Regions from separate parts of the Homo sapiens genome. Here region 1 is linked to region 2. Evidence: chromatin contacts called from ENCODE Hi-C or POLR2A ChIA-PET data. All regions are on one chromosome and are shown on one strand. Each heading gives the region's core, a stretch centred on a gene start or an enhancer-like site at or near the end of the contact. The rest is flanking DNA. Distances are from core to core; before and after follow the strand shown.

What was found. Hi-C counts contacts between places; a loop is a spot of excess contacts on that map. ChIA-PET counts read pairs that join two places held with the same protein, here RNA polymerase II (POLR2A). Pooled maps may share reads with other maps.
Region 1: a loop to region 2 is called in a pooled map, with 6 times the contacts of the local background. The contact joins the promoter of ABCA12 here to the enhancer-like site in region 2. A Hi-C loop is called at or near these places in 1 of 37 single-sample maps with no recorded cell type and 2 of 50 pooled maps. POLR2A ChIA-PET finds 5 or more read pairs at or near these places in 1 of 52 experiments (activated T-cell).

The regions. Positions count from the first base shown.
Region 1 is chr2:215,136,680-215,142,443 of GRCh38, forward strand. It overlaps ABCA12 (ATP binding cassette subfamily A member 12), which reads right to left and starts at 1,947. Exons shown (of 53, transcript NM_173076.3): 1 at 1,461-1,947. The coding sequence starts at 1,529.
Region 2 is chr2:213,013,582-213,018,944 of GRCh38, forward strand. It overlaps IKZF2 (IKAROS family zinc finger 2), which reads right to left. Exons shown (of 9, transcript NM_001387220.1): 8 at 210-353. Among named protein-coding and RNA genes, the nearest start is that of MIR4776-2, 90 kb to the left of the region's middle. Within about 2 kb of position 2,355, at least 2 of the 41 ENCODE cell types and tissues checked have a DNase peak (open chromatin) inside an H3K27ac peak, as active enhancers do.

The DNA.
Region 1 (5,764 bases), core at 697-3,196, 2.1 Mb after region 2:
ATATGACACACATTGCCTCAAATCCCTCACTAATCTATTTGCTAAGTGTGTCAGTATTATAAAGCACTTTGAAATACATTAGCACATTTGGTACTTCCCCCAATGAGTTAGATGTGGCAGGCTTCATGCCACATCTAACTAATCATGTCACGTCTAACTCATCATGCCACATCATGGTGGGAAAAACAGTGCTTAGAGAAACTGTCTTAAGCTACTTAAGTTACATGAGGAGCAGTGGCAGGGGCCCCAACTCGCATGCTCTGACCACATGACCACATCCACACACCCAGGATCCTTTCCCTGCTTATGCCACACAGAATCAACCACATGATAATTATGGGGAGGTTTTCTTCTGTGCTTTTTTTTTTCCAGTTAAAAAACAAATAAAAACATGAATGAGTTTATAATTTTATATTCAAACCCCACACCCATGCAATCACATGCCTTAGAATTTTAAAACCCTACCCACAAAATTCACAAGGGTAAATGAACATCTACTTCCTCCTCTTACTACACACATCAAAACACTCAAGTAAAGTGTCAGGCAATCCAAGCAAGCCTGGAGCGAGATAAGGTGCATAGATAAAGTGCTGGTTTCTGTGTGATGCATATTATTTGCATAATATTTACATTACTCATTCAAGGCTGGGAATTACCACTTTAAAATAAAGTATATTGAATACCTTTTTGGATTTCCCCGATTTTCAAACATTCTTCTGAATATATAACAACTCCCAGAAACCAATTCCTTTCTCAATCATCCTGGGAGCCATCTGATGAGGATCTAATAGCTAACTTTGTAATTAGAACGCAAACATTAATGTAAGAGTACAAAAAAGACGTTGCAATGAGCAAGAGAAGATAGATTGTAGTAGTAAAGCTAAGTGATTCAATAATATTCTTAAAACATAGCACATATACATACTCTTGTTTGGTATTCCCAGTAAATGATTTTTAGATACTAAAATTTCTCAGTAGCTTTTCTATACTAATAGCCTTCAAACTATTTCTGTTCTGTATTTTACCTTTCAACCAAACTTTCTATGGCTTTCAGTTTTCCAGTATATTTCTTCCCATTTATTGTACATTTCAAATAATACTTTTCTTTCCTCTATCCCATTTTTAACTACATTAAGAAAAATTCTGAAAGCCTTTTGGCTTGAAACCAGAATTCAACGTTCCAGTTCAGCCAGTAATGAGTCATGTTCTTTTTTTTTTGCCCAGGGCATGTCCTGGTTTACTCTTTAATTTACTGAAATGAAAAGGCTGCTTTTGGGGGCATGTTAAGACTCGCTCCATTAGCTATAAGACAGATAGGGGGATGAATTCTAAATATCTTACTTCCTGCTTTGGAAAATGCCTTTAAACTCTTCTGTTTTCACTTCTCATTAAGATCACATTTTAGGATTACCTGGCGTATTGCCCCATGACCCATACTCCCACACTTTTTTTTAACTCACCGGCTGCCTTTTTACACCTAGCCAATTTTTCCAGACCAGGATCTGAAGCTGATGAAACAGGGAAGCCATCCTTCAAATGCCCCAAATGAGAGATTTCCTCTTCTTTTCTCCACTCCACAAATGAAGAACTGATGCCCCGTCCAACTTGCTGTATGTCAGTGTATCAGTACCCCTTTCACGGCATAGCTTCCTTGAGGGCTGGGGTAAGAAACCCACAGTTCTTCTGTTTCTGCTGGATTTTTCCCTGTGGTTAATCCTTAACCAAGAGGCACTTCTCAATCAACTCTTCTTCCAAAAGAAGGACCCAGATCAGTATCTTTGGGTGGCTTATGCTTATTTTAAAATAATATCCAGTTGCTGCTTGTTGCACGAAGTCCAGACTCAAGAGAGAATGAGCATCATTCAGATAATGCCTCACTGAAAAAAAAAAAAAAGCAGCAGCTGAACCCACACCTCCTACTCTCCATGAAATTAATTGCCTATCCACACCTTAGAGAACATGTCACCTGCACTGGATGCGTCACAGGGACTAGGGGGTGGGACCTTTGCAAGGCCAGTAGGACTTGTCCTACATTCTCTTGTCTTCTTTCCTGCACACAGTGTCTGCTCTAGCAGAGGCAGGGCACAGAGAGCATTTCACAGACACTGGGCCCAGTGACTCTTTAATATTAAAGTGTCATTAAAATGATTTAAGTCAATAAGGCCAGAGCTTAGCTGCAAAGCTCTGAGCCTCAGCCCATCATTAGATATACTAGGGAAAGTGTCCACCTTTAACCTAAAGTTGAATGTTTCGATTTTGGGGGAAGAAACTATGTTGGCCAGGTCCCACCTTTCATCACAATGTACTAGGTTAAGCACAGGGCAGAAAAGGAAAGGTAGGCTGTAGGGGACATAAATTACAAACTGGAGTCCCTCAATTCGTGAGTGGAGATTCACGTGTCTATTACAGACAAGCCACATTGTTTCAGGCTCTTATAGTGAAAGGGGACACAGGCTGATCCAAGACATTTCTATTTCCTCTTTCCATGATACATTCCTCCCTCTCTAAGATCCTGCCTTTCAAAGTTATCCCCAAGTTGACATCTTCAATGAAGCCTTTTTGGATATATCCCATAGGATAGATTCTCTTGCCTTTGAATCATTCTTTGTTGCCCTCTCTCAAGGAACTTAAAGTTTTTGCATTATTTTTATTTGTGTATGTCTTATTTTTCCTACAAGATTATAAATTATTTGAGGACATGGACTATTTTATATCACAGTACTTTACATATCATTAGTGTTCAATACTTGCTGCTGAATGTAATTGAATAAACTACTGGAGCCAAGGCTAGTAGGGTGAAGCTCCCCTTTGATCCTCACACCTACCCTGACTAATCCAGACTTTACTTGCAAAATCCGTTAAAGCATTAAGAGTTCTCCCTTCGCCAGGTGCGGTGGCTCATGCCTGTAATCCCAGCAATTTGGGAGGCCGAGACGGGCTGATCACTTGAGGTCAGGAGTTCAAGACCAGCCTCGCAAACATGGTGAAACCCCGTCTCTACTAAAAACACAAAAATTAGCCAGGCATGGTGGTGGGCACCTGTAATCCCAGCTATTTGGGAGGCTGAGGAGGGAGAATCGCTTGAAACCGGGAGGCAGAGGTTGCAGTGAGCTGAGATGGCGCCACTGCACTCCAGCCTGGGCAAAAGAGTGAGATTCCATCCCCCCTCCAAAAAAAGGAATCTAGCACAGGTCCTGCCTCATAGTAAGTAGTCAATTAATTCTATTAATTGGGTAGCAATGTTTGCTAAGGACTTATTGAATCATCCTAGGAGTCCTATTATATAGAAACTGTCATTATTCCCATTTTCAGTGAAAGAAAGTGATATTTAGAAGTGCCATAACTTGCTGGATTTCACCTAGTTAGCAGTGAGGACAGTGGGAACAGCAGAGAAGGAACTCGAACCTCGTTTCTGTACTGTTAATCTCTGTGCTATGTTTTCTCCAGTCCCATGTATTACACTTCACAGGAAGAGCTGAGAAACAAATGAACATCAGGGATTTTCCCTGTTTCTCTAGGCAGGTCTATAAATCACTTGTAGAGATTTTTTTGTAAGTACACGCATGAAAAATTATGGCCAAAATGAGTTCACAAAGAGTAGTTGCTCCAGGAATTCAGGAGAAGGAAGGCTGCTCTTTTAGGCTTCTTCATAGAGCCTCACGGCACTTCCCAGCCTGGCTCTTGCCAGCTTCATCAGTTGTCTCTCCACCTTCAGCCCTCCCTCCTGCCATCTGCTAGAATACTTTAGATGAGGACTGTTCACTTTCAGGCTTTGGTCATGCTGTTCCCTCTGCCCAAAATGAAATTGTGCTCATTCTCAAATGACTGACTCAAGTGTAACTTCCCCTCTGAAGCCTTTTCCAGCACTTCCACCCACCACACCCCCACCCCCGGCTGAATTAATCACCCCTTCATCTGTTTTCCCATAAAGCTTTGTTCGCACAGATAGCCAACTCCCTTATTACCTTCTAGTATAGTCAGTCTGTCTCTCTGTCCATACTCTGAGCCCCTTGAGTACAGGGACCAAGTCTCATGGAACACCACAATTTTGAGATAAATTCTGTATTCCTGAATGGTGAGAATTCTGACCCAACTAAATCTAAGAGCTGGTCTGAAGTAGTAGAAGATAAAGTTGGAGAGTTAGGGACCTAAAGCCAAAGAGGAGGAGATGTCATATTGCGGATTTAAAATGAAAAGTTCCTGGAAACTCTTCTTAAGAGATAGAGTATGATAAAGCCGATGCTGTGGGATGATGAAAATGTTAGTAGAATGAGAAACTGATTGAAGTTGAGACTTGAAACCCTGTTTTTGAATAGAAAAAACAAGTGAATTGAGTTAGTGATGATGTAAAACAGTTCAGAAATTTTAACAGCAACCAGATTATAATTTTACTCCTTTGTCTCAGCACTGGTTGTTGTGTATAGCATCAGTGACAACTTTGTTTGTTTGTTTGTTTTACCATCAACTGACTTTTACATTAAGGTGCTATGGGATACTCATTGCATACAGGACCTGTGAGGTCAACATTATTTTACCTGCTGTATACGTGAAGATGCATAGGACAAGTAGCTTCCTGAGGTCACACAGATAATGGGTGTCAGAACATTAATTTGAACCCAGGTTTCTGTGTCTGCAAAACCTGTTCTCCAACAGGCCCTAATAAAGCAAGCATGGGTAAGAAAACACAGCAAGTGCACACATTTAACCTAGGTGGAAATGTGCAACAAGTTGGGAAATTGAAGCTAACTCATGGTAAAAATAACAGCATCCTTCTTTTATAAGAAGGGTGGGACTCCACCCAAGGATTACCATAATGAGGCACCAGTTGCTAATACCTCATTGCCTAAGATCCACTTGCGATGTAAGAGGTTGATAGCTGATGCTATGAAGCAGGTGGGTGTGAGGAAGGTATCAGATTCAGGATTTTCAAGTTTTCAGCACTGAGACACTCCAATGATAATGTAGACAAAAGAATTGTGTCAAGAAGCAACTGGTAAAAATCTGATCCACAAAACCCGAAAAGAAGACATATTTCAAGGGAGCTTTAAAAAGTCTCGCTCACTCCAAGCTGTTACAGAGCACCTTATCCCTCCAAGGTGATTTCAATGGCATGGAATTTCTCATCACAAATAACACAGTCATGTCAGGGACCAAGTTTGTAAATCAATTGATTATCTTACATTGAGCCATGTGAGTATGGCAATTTCAGGGTGATTTCCCATCTTGTGAAGAATTATTCATCCACTCACTCAGGGTGAGTAATCATTTTCTTAAACTGGTGATGTTGAATTAATTTTACTACATGTGTAGCTATAATCTTGTGAGGCTAAGAAAAAAAAACTGATGCCTGTAAAATTTAGAAATTTTTGGCCAACCTATTTAAACTGATGGAAAGATATAGCGTAGAGTATTCAGAAAGATCATCTCCTCCTCTTTGCAATGTAAGTTTTAATAATCAATTCTCCATTTTAAAGGAAAAATGAAAATGAAAAATAGTATTTTTTTCTTCTCAATTTATGTTTTCCCCCTCATAACACCTTAAGCAGCTTAAAAGACAAATCTATATATTTATCTACTATCGCTTGTTTCTTCATGGAAAAAATACAACGAGCCAATTTTTGCATGTGTTTTAGTCTTTGATGACTGGCCTGTTCCCAGAGCAATTTAAAAAAGAATATCCCAATAGTAAAGGTTTCTATAGCATGCATTCTCTTGGGCACAACAAAAACTATCTTAGAAAAGATTAATTTTATTAAATAAGCTA
Region 2 (5,363 bases), core at 1,105-3,604:
ATCAGTCTTTATCTCTCATATGTATTTGTGTGTGTTGGTGTAAGTGTGGTGTACACAGAATGTCAGAGAGTAAAAAAGAATAATGAAGAAAAGAGATGGGTATTTATTTCATGAACTGAAACACACCATATATATTTCTAATACATGGGAACTTGCCTTTTCCTATTAACATCACCTTGCAAAGAAACAAAAGCATTTGTAATGCTTACCCACAAACTTTTGTGGAGTGGAGCTTTTACGTTTTCCCATATTCCCCGTGAGCTTCTCTATGACAGCAGGTCTCTCAAAAGGCACCAGAGAAATATTGTTGTCCATAATAGGCTCTTGTTCCTTACAATCTTCCATAGGAGGTACTATACAAAACCATAGAAAAATGCAATCTGATAATTTCTTCAACATTTTGGATGATACAAAGCTGGATATGCCATCTCGATATGTGTTATAAAAGCTAGTATGCTTCAGTAGAAGCAAGTAGAAAGAATACCCTCTAGTGTGAAAGTATACTCTTTAAATTTGCACACACACATATACACCAGAGGATTTGTTTTTATTTGAGTCTCTCTTAAATCCATGACATACATACACTGTTGCCACTATTGGTGGCAAACTTGTTCATGTGGTTTCTCATCTTATTCCCCTGAAAGTGTTTTTAGCATTGACTAAAATCAATACTACTTTTAAGACTGCACTATTTTCAAGGCTTTTAGAGTTTATTTTTAAAAAACAATTTAAGTAAGTCAACTTGTTTGAGAGAAAAGCTTAAACAGACATACAAAATAACAGCACGGTATTTAACTGTTTTTCTTAACCCATGTATTTTCCTGCAGCGTATTTTCTATTTGATGAGCTGTTAGCCTTATTGGCAGTAGCTTAAATACCTGCACCAAGCAGCCCTCATGAAGAAGAGCCAATTCTGAACATGTCTATGCACAGTAAACTGTGGCAGCTTTATGATTGTAATTTATTTTAAAAAGAGCTCTTCAGCAGGAAGAAGAATCCATTTCTAAATTGGCACATTGGCTCACTAAACTACTGCCCTAATTCATTTGACATATACTCTCCAATGCTGTTCCCTATTCATCCCTTTTTTCTAAGTTGCTATGGACTAATCTGTTAGCCCTTAGACACTGACATTCATAGTGCAGACAAAGAACTTAAAACAGTTGTTTTTTGAGTAGAAATACTGCCCAAGGATGTTTAATTAAGGATAGGGTAACAACTCAGACAAGGCGAATCAGTTGATTAAAAACAGTGTTCTCAGGAAAGAACATAACTTATTACTTGTTGTTTATTGTTGCTTTCTCCAGTTGCACTTGTGCCAGTACTGTTTGGAAACCTAAAGCTTTCATTTCTTAGAATAACTTTACTTGTTCAGTATGCCCTGTAAAAATGATTTACTCTGATCCTTTCATTTGTATAAGATAGTCCCACTGTGTACAAAAAAATGTAGTCTCATTTATAAGGGGATCCTCTTGGCAGACACAAAAATAAGTGAGAAAGCAAGAGATGAAAGGTAGGAAAATTCAGTGCACAATTCAGTTGATGTATTTAATAACCAATAGGTTACCAATTTTGAAGAAAATGAAACATAGTGTGAAAAAATGTTTTCATGATTTGGACATGTTTAAAGAAATCAACATTCCATCCAAGTTTTGATTAACCTATAGATGGGTCAAAAAAATTGAATTGTAATCTACATTTAATAAGAAGTCCTCTGGCTATGAATAGCAAGGGATTGTGCAATTATTAGATGTTAATTTGGAAAAAAGTTTCAAGGTGAGACTGAGGAACAAGGAAACAGATCATTGTCTGCACTATATCATTAATGATGTTATCACATTGAAAAAGTATGTCCCAAGATATTATGTATAAAACATTATATTCTCTTTTAGTAACAACTAAAAAAGTGACACAAAAGTAAAAGAGTCAACAAAAAAGCAAAGAATTTCAAAAACATTCAAGGATGACCAATTCACGTAAGGGGAGTCAGAAGAATGGCACAGTGGTGGTGGTGTGGTGGAGAACCAGGTAATGAGATACAAATTGTGGTCAAAATCTTAACTTTTTGTTTGGATGATGGATTTACAAGCACTTACTACATTATTAGAAATAACAATAAAACTAAAAAGCAGTCCAAGTATGGACCAAAGATGAAAATATGTCAGACCAAGATCCAAAATGAAAGAATTTGGCAAGAAAAAAAAAATGTTGTTGTAAATTTTGCTAAAAAACTAGCAAAACTGGTTAACGGGTTTGCCCCCAAAATTAAATATGCTAATTTGTTCTGAAATGAGTAGTCCAAAACCTGGCAGTTTTGCTCTAAGTTTCACCCTGAATTTTCATATTTGAACGCATTTAACACTCAAAACGAAACCTGGGTGTGGGAACTGTCCCACACCACATCCACCTCAATTCAGATGATTTGTCCCGAGTTCAATGAAGCTCATGTGAACTGAAAATGATGATTTTGGCAGAGTTCTGATCTAATTTCTACTTTACAATAGCCCTTTTCATGTCAAAAATTGATCTTGTTTCTACCACATCGGCAATAATAATAACTGACGTATACTATGTGCTGTGTGCTGTTTTAAGGCTTTGCATTTAATAATTAATTTAATTCATCCAGAAACTCCATGAAATAGGTGTAATACCATCTTCACTGTACAGATGAGAACAGAAAGACCCAGAGATGTTAAGTAATTTCCTCAGGGTTTACATCTAGTTAGTAGAGAATGTTATTACTACTAGGAGTCTGGCTCCAGAGCCTGGCTCAACCATTACGCTATACTACTCTTTGTAGAGGTATTTTGAGCATTGACTTTTTGTAAACCAGTCAGACATATTTGTAAGGTCTGCCATTGGGTAAAGACCTGATACATTTTTCCTTAATTATGTAACCAATCTGATTTTGTTTTGCTTCATGGATCTGGGTGCAACTCATCAAAATATTTCTGTGTATACATTGCTAGAAACATAAAACAAATTCTCTAGATATCTCAATAATGCATTAATCACATAGACATTAATCTGGGCTAAAGATATACCAATAAGGTAACTTCCCCTGTTTGAACAAACTTTATAACCAAACATCCTCTTTGACCTTATATTTGAGGTTATAACCAAGATAAAAACATAATTCCATTAGATCACTGTTTCATCACGTTGATAACCATAACGGCAAAACCATAAGTGTATTCCCAATGTATTCTTTTGAAAAACCAAACAGTTCACCCAAATTCAAATTCCAAGTCTGAGGGACCTAGGTTAGATCACATGTCTAGCTCCTGAGCAGGAGAGGGCAGAGTACCTGGACTGAGGGTCCCACCACAGCTACATGCAACAGGAAAGTTCTCTAAAGGTAAATGGGCACTCTTGTTATCAAGAGAAGGAGGAAGGGATGTCAGGCAGGCAAAAACAACAGATGTCTTCTATATTGTTGCAAATTTTCTCCGTGTTACCCGATCTAAAAAAAAAACTTTACAGTTATCTTAGTTATTTTCTTGACAGCATTTGGCAGTGCTGACACTTGCTTTGGCTTCTGTGAAATCACTCTTTCCATGTTCCTACTCTGCTCTTACTCATCTTCATGAAATTTTTTTCCTGCTAGTGTGTTCTTGGCCTTCTTGATGTCTCACTCTGTACTTATCCGTATTGCCTTATTAAAAACTACTACGTTGGGCCACTACATAAATTATGATGGATCCTGCATCTTTGTTTCCTACTCAGACCCCTCTCAAGAGCTTGAGATCTATATATTTAACATCTTCCTAGACAGTTTTATTTGCCTATTTCATGGAGACATAAAAGAATATAGTAAAAGAAGTAAAATCTCCATTTACCTTTCTTTCTTCTATTTTCCTAATTACCATATCACTGAATGACACTACTAATTACCATATCACTGAATGACACTACTATTTACTCCATCAGCCATGCTGGTCACCTGTGGAAAATCCTAGATTTCTTCCTTTCATCCAGTCTTCTGCCTCTCCTCCTCCCTACCACATCTCTTTACAAACACACATGGAGGTACCCCAAGTGTTTTAGATGCTACATTGGTAGTTGTTCACATATGTTGTTCTTTCTGCAGGAAACACCCTTCTCCATTTATTAGTTCACATTTTTGCTTTTTAAAACTAAGCTCAATCCCGGGAAATTCCTCTTGGATGTTCTGCTGATTTAGGTATGTCCTCTCTGTCTCCATAATGCTTATCACATAGTACTATAATTGTTGTTTTACTGGTCTATCTTCCAATAGCTGGTAAATAACCTCAGGGGTTGCATTCTGTTGTATTTGTGTCTCTAATACCTTTTATGATACAAGAGAGATATAATATTCAATGGATGTTCACTGAATGATGTCACCCAATAGAAATAAGTCAAAAAAGCTTATTCCAAAGTTTGGGGGTGCCCAATAATGCCTCTATACTGTGAAAAAGAACCTCCCTTTCCTAAACAATTCAAAGCATAAACCTAACAATATATATAGATTTTAAGCTGGCTATCCTTCTGCTTTGCACTTTCATTTTTGTCTTTAGGTTTAGGTAAAACAGGTAATAACATAGTTTGATTTTAAAGCTTTTCCTTCAAGCTAAGCAGACTTGAAAAAGCAACATAAAGATAATATTGAACAAGATAATCTGCCATAAAACCTAATTAAATAAGATAAATAATCTGCCCTAAAACCCAATAAAATAAATAAGCTCATCAAACCCAATTAAATAATTTAATTATATAAATAATCTGTCATAAAACTCAATTATTATTTCCAAAACTATGAGTCATGATATTCCTCCTTTTTCCTCAAACTCAATCAACTTTTCTAAGACCATTTTATTCTACCTCCTAAATATGTCTTCAATATTTCACCTTGTTCTCTTCTGCAGTTGCCTCTTCATCTTTTTCTTTTTGGCATTGTCATTTCCAGTCTCTCCTCACACCATACCCCCTGCCCCAGGTAGGCATTTATCATGTATCCTCATTGGAGACATTTTTCTTGATTTGATTACCTCATTAATAACAAATTTGGTTACCCTAGTGGCCCCCCATCAGTTACACAATGAAATTCAAACACTAGCTTAGCAGAGAAGACTCTGTCTTTGCATCACAACCTACTAATTCAGAAGCTTCATTTCCTACCACTCCTTAAACTGCAGTTACACTCAACATCAGGGAAGCTGTTAATTATCTTTTATATCTCCAAGCCTCTTTTTCTCCTTGAATATACATTCTCTGTATCCTGCCTGATATATGCAATTTTTACTCATCCCTCATGTTTGGATTGAACACTCCTGCATGTAAGAAGCCTCTCTTGACTTTTCCAGAGTTAGGTTAATTCTACATCTATGTTCCCAGAGAACTGT